Linked DNA regions of Homo sapiens: region 1 is linked to region 2. Evidence: chromatin loops called from intact Hi-C (ENCODE). Cell type or tissue: B cell. All regions are shown on one strand. Each heading gives the region's core, and the rest is flanking DNA. Links, peaks and the distances in the headings are about the cores only.

What was found. Peaks named below come from ENCODE experiments on the same cell type or tissue, not always from the same donor. Only the 100,000 strongest peaks of a DNase experiment are listed, where the experiment ranks them.
Region 1: a loop joins it to region 2, with 8 times the contacts of the local background. A loop is called at or near these places in 15 of 110 quality-filtered maps.

Annotation. Positions count from the first base shown.
Region 1 is chr11:7,351,941-7,354,757 of GRCh38, reverse strand. All of the region lies in intron 3 of SYT9 (synaptotagmin 9), which reads right to left. Among named protein-coding and RNA genes, the nearest start is that of SYT9, 100 kb to the right of the region's middle. In B cell, for the core only: CTCF peaks have their summits at 1,365 and 1,565 (motif pointing left); a DNase peak (open chromatin) is centred at 1,547.
Region 2 is chr11:7,686,830-7,689,646 of GRCh38, reverse strand. It overlaps OVCH2 (ovochymase 2), which reads left to right. Exons shown (of 16, transcript NM_198185.7): 16 at 45-210. The region is part of intron 2 of LOC105376533 (a long non-coding RNA gene); the gene reads right to left. Among named protein-coding and RNA genes, the nearest start is that of CYB5R2, 15 kb to the right of the region's middle. In B cell, for the core only: CTCF peaks have their summits at 998 and 1,198 (motif pointing right); a DNase peak (open chromatin) is centred at 1,216.

The sequences.
Region 1 (2,817 bases), core at 296-2,795, 340 kb after region 2:
CCTAAGAACAAACTGTAAAGCATCAAGTTGGGCCCAGTACATAAGAAGCTTCTTGCAATGAAGTAGCAGTGCATTATGCTGTAGAAAGAACAGAGAAGCACACAATCAGCAGACAGCATGGGAAAGTAGAACCTGGAATTACTCAATCTACTTAGGAGCTTTTCAGAACTGAGGAGGGGTCACATGTCAGATTAAAGGAAGGAAGTCCAAGCCTCAGGGCCTGGGTTTCAACAGGAAAAGCCCTGGTGCAGCATCCCTCAGTGTATGTTCCCTACCTCAGGCCTGTTTGTGAGGCAAGCGAGGGTAGGTGACAAGACTAGAGAAAAAAACAGATGTTGGTTCTGCCAGGATTTGGACCATCACATTCACCATGGCCTAAGCCCACTCAGAATTGTCTATAGATAAGTTTCATACTTTATCATAAGACTGATGGTGAGCCAATGAAGTGCTCTAAGCAAGTGAGTGATGTGATTTTTATGTGGATCACTATGGCTGGAGTATAGGTGATGGACCAGAAAGGAGACAAGGGGGTAGCTTAGATCAGTTGTGTCCAAAGAGGATTCATATGCCCCAGAGGTGTGCAATGTGGTGCTCTGAAGTTTGTTATTTTAAAAATAAAATAAAGTCTACTCAAAGTGAACATAAAGATGGACACAGGTACCCTCTTTTAATTCCAATCAAATCATTATTTGAAATGTAATTTAAATTTCAATCATTACTATTAATGATTCACCATATTTGGTTCATATTGTTACTTCAGATATTTGCTAATTGTAGTATAAAGCCATTACAATCAAGATAGTTCAAAGACAATATTTCAAATATACAATATTTCATCTTTATCTTAGTAAAATTTTGTGTATGTTTTTAATGTGTTCATGAAAACTAGTCAAATAATACATGAATATAATTGATAAACAAGAAAATATACATATACTGGCAGTCAGTGCATGCTCAAAATTTTTTATGAATAGAAGTGCAGTGAATCAGTCCGGACCCATTCAGGAGAGAAACCATCCAGTAATTCAAACAGGGAAAGCTTAATATAAATAAATACTATAACAGAGGATCGAACTAATGAAGGATTGGCTAGCAAGAAGTACAATGAACTCTAAAAACTATAGGATTAGCAGATATGAGGAGCAGAGCACTCAAGGAAGAGATCCTCCCTGCCCTCAAGGCTGAAACACAGACCTTGTTGGAGAGGGCACAGCCATCACTCACTGAATGGCAGAGAAGTCAATGTGGTACTGCACCAGTAGAACTTACCGGAAATCTGCCATCTAGGTGCTAGGAAAAGCTGTTCATGGGAAGGTGTCTCGCCAAGGGGGTTCCTGGGGAAGCTGCTGCCCACTGGGTGCTGCTGATTGCTATATGCTGCAGGGGCTGAGTGCCGGAGAGGCCATGGGTGTTGTGGAGCCTTGCACTGAAGCTGCTGCCCATATTGCAGGAAAGTGGTTCCTGGGGGCTGGAGGAAGTGTGCCTCCCTGCAGAAGCCTCAGGGGAGGACACCAGAGCTAGGAAGAAAAAAACCCCGTTCCTCTTGCAATGCCTCTCCTGTGCCCTCTGCTGACAGAGCTTAACATTGTTCTGGGTGGTAAAAGGAAATATATTTAAAGGTCCCAACTTGACTTTTCCAGAGCAGAAAATGAAGGGTGAATTTGAAGCTGAAAGAAAATAACTTTGTAACTGGCACATGCACATCAAAAAATTGGGGGGCACATACCCCATATATGTATATTTACTTACTTACAAGTTTTATACGTGTATAGAATTCTAACATTATGTGTGTAATAAACATACAAAAGAGAAATAACAAAGATGAGAAAATATAAATAGAAGTCCTACTATTTTATTCTTGCACCCTAGTGTATGTCATCTCACACCCCACTTTTAAGATCACTGCACGCAGTCAAGACCTTCAGGGACCAGTACCAAATGGCTTACTCTTTGATGCCTTTCTCGTCTTCCTAGCTCACAGTAATCTCTGTGTATTTCACATGTTTGTATGCATCCTGCTCTGTGTTGCTACTTCAGCTTTTCATAGGTGTGTCTCATCTTCCATAACAAGTGCAGGGGAGCACATGTCATATTATTTTGTACTATTCTTCACGGGGCTAGGCATAAATTACACAGTCATCAGAGACCTGTTAGTTCACTGAGTATTCTTAAATAACATCAATATTTACCTTAACGCTTCACTTCTGTTATTCAGATCATAACCATCGAGAAGCATCATATATTTCTGAACTTTAAACTGTAGATCTAGGTCTTATTGTCATCCAGGGATAGTAGGCAAGTGAGTAATAAAGTGCATTCGTTGATTTCAGTATTGAATATCTGCTGCACAACTTTCTGACTAGTCTACATAAACCCTCTGTCAAGCCCAGTGTAGATATTGGGGACAGGTGTGCAAACCCAGCGGCTTTGCTGGAGAGACATTTATCTCCTCTCCATCTCTGATGTGCCTAGACATCAACTGAATACAAACTCCTGAGATTCTAACCTAATATGAGTTTATGCTTCTTCAAGAAGGAAAACGCCTACTTTCTTAAAATTCATTTATGTCAGAAGTCAGTCTGAGGCAGATTGAGCTACACTGGGTAAATTCTCACAGCACTTCACAAACACATATATTTCCCAAGCCCCTCAGGGATGTTCAGTTATCTGCTGAGCTAGTTGGGATTTGACTAAATAGCCACACAATTGCTCACCATCTGGGCCATCCTCAGACCTAGACCTGCAAAGAAAAGGAAGGTCTGTTGGTCCCTCTGTGCCCTCCCACTCCCATCCTGTTCCCACCACTCCTGTAGAGTT
Region 2 (2,817 bases), core at 64-2,563:
GTGTAATGATGAAGGCAGAGGTTGGGGCAATACATTATCTACAGGCCAAGGGGCACCAGTGACTGTCAGTAAACCACCAGAAGCTAGAGGAGAGGCTTGGGGCAGACTCCTCGTCACAGCCCTCAGACAGAGCCATCCCTGCTGACACGTTGATCTTGGACTTCTAGCCTCCAGAACTATGAGACAATAAATTTCTGTTGTTCTAAGCCACCTAGTTTGTGGTACTTTGTCATGGCAACCCTAGCAAACGGATACACCAGAATTGGCTTACACAATTGTGGGGGCTGACTAAGCAGGTAAATCTACAGGCCAGGTGCTCAGAAAGGGAAAATCATAGAAACACCGGAATCCACAGCATGGGCTGAAGTTGTTCCTCACAGGCAGAATTTCTTCTCTCTTTTGGGGAAGCCTCAGCCCTGCTTTTAAGGGCCTTCAAACTAATCAAGTCAGGTTCACCCAGATTATTCAAGATGATCTTCTTTACCTAGAGTCAAATGATTAGGAATTTTAATTACTGCTGCAAAATTTCTTTACAGCAACAATTAGATTAGTGTCTGATTTAATAACTGTGGATTGTCACCTAGCTAAGCTGACATATCAAAAAAGCCATCACATGGAGCTTCATGGGATGTGGTCACTGTTCCTTTTGCTCAAAGCAACACTGGAATATTTCCAGTCACCAGAATAAATTCTCATCTCGAGTGAATAATTCAGTGGCAATGACTACTTTCTGTGCCAAATTGTGGTCTCATTCACAAGATCCCACCTCTGAAAAATAGCAAGTATACTACTATGTTCTAGTGCCAATGAGCATTGAGAAGTTCTGGGCTTTCCCTGTTCCTTGTTTGTCCATGACATCCATTGGCATATATAAGTGACATCTTGTTCCATGTGGAAAATACAGTGGTGAGGAGAGCAGGCAGAAGATGAGGTGGGGAAACTTTTATAGTTTGCCATTTTGCCATTTTGATTTATCAGGAGAAAAGTCAAATCCTTTATTTTTTATTTTTATTTTTATAAATTTTCGGACACATAGGACACAGAATAATAGAGAGAGTCGGGAATGAAAATTCATTTTCATAAGAAGGGATGAAAGCAGTTGGGGTCTCTTTGTTCTGGCTTCTTTGACAATGACCTCATGATGCAAAGAAGCCCCGGGTGGAAAAATTTTTGTAAAGTGTGGCTGCAGTGATTCCTTCTCTCGGCCACCAGGGGGTACATTCAGCAAAGCCATTGCCAAGCACAATATTTCCAAAGACCAAAAAAGAGAATATCATAGCAGTAGCACATTTGAGGAGGGTGTGAGAGGTTGAAGATGAATTTAATGTGTGCCTGTCAATTTACCTGTGGGATATCCAGCTGCAGATGTCCAGGAATTAAGAATCAAGCCTGGGATGGGGTGGTCTGGGAGGTAGCAGATAAAGGTGAGAGTTGCAACCCAAAAGAAGCCTATTTTTAGAGGAAAAAGAGAAAAGGGAAGACCAAAGAAAAAGGCTGAAAGGAGCCAGGCATAAGGGGAGGAGGAGAACCAGGACAGACATGGGAGCTGTGGAGAGAGAGATTAGGTTTTGCTGTGGACTGAATGTTTGCGCTCCCACCAAATTCATGTGTTGAAGCTTAATCTCCATTGTGATGATATTTGGAGTGGGTCCTTGGGGAGATAATTAGGTTCTGAGGGTGGAGCCCTCATCGATGGGATTAGTACCTTTATAAGAAGAGACGCACAAGAGCTTGCTTCCTCTCTTTCTACTCTCCCCTTTGTGAGGATAAAACAAGAAGACAGACATCTGCAAACCAGGAAGGGGGCCCTCACCAGACACTGGATCTGCCAATACCCTGATCTTGGACTTGGCAGTCTCCAGAACTTTGTGAAATAAATTTCTTGTTTAAATCACCCAGTCAATGGTATATTTGTTATATCAGCCCAAGCAAAGACAGGGGAAAGAGGTGTCAATGATGAAAAATGCTGGACAGAATCTAGTAACATAACAATGGGAAAAGAGGCCTTTGGATTTGGCCACTGGGATGTTGTAGGTAACCTCAGTGAGTCAGAATTCCACAGTCTGATTGCTAAAGATAGAGAGTGAATGGGAGGTGAGAAAGAGGCTCCCTGGAGGTAGATTTCACTTTCATAAAGAAAGGTCCCCAAGTGTTGTTCTGAGCCTCTGGCCTCTGTTGCCTGAAGCTCTCAGGCTTCAGGAGTCATAGAGTCATAGAAGCAGTTCCGATACACTAGCATAATCCCAGTAAGAATTTATTTCTCAGCCTTAGCCTTCAATTTTCTCAAAATTATGTCTTAGGCTTTATTATTATTATTATTATTATTATTATTATTATTTCCACAGCCATCACTTCTTATAAATAATGTTTTGGGTAACATCATATTTTTTTGACAATTTGCGCAGAAATATCACATACCTTTTAAGCTACATGGTGGAATCACCTTTCTTTTCATCTGTATGAATAACATGCCCTGAAATATATCCCCTGAAAATATATTCTTTTTTTTTGCGGGGTTGGGGTCCGGGGGTGGATCTTTATGAACTTAACAACAGAGATTCCTTGCCTTTAAGGTAGAAAGAAGTCCAAAAAACTATAGCAGCTTAGAATCCCCACCTTTGCATCAGAAGCATGCCAGGAGTATGGTATGTTTCTCTCCAGGAATTCTAAGGAGTGCAGCAGATGCGGGCAACGATTCCTGCTGGGTGAGCTCTCCAGCTGCCATCTTTCTGCTCTCCACAGGACACTTGGGGGCTGGGAGTGTCACTTTGTGGTTTGATGAAACAGCCTCTGGGTGAAGCTGCTGTGACAACTTAT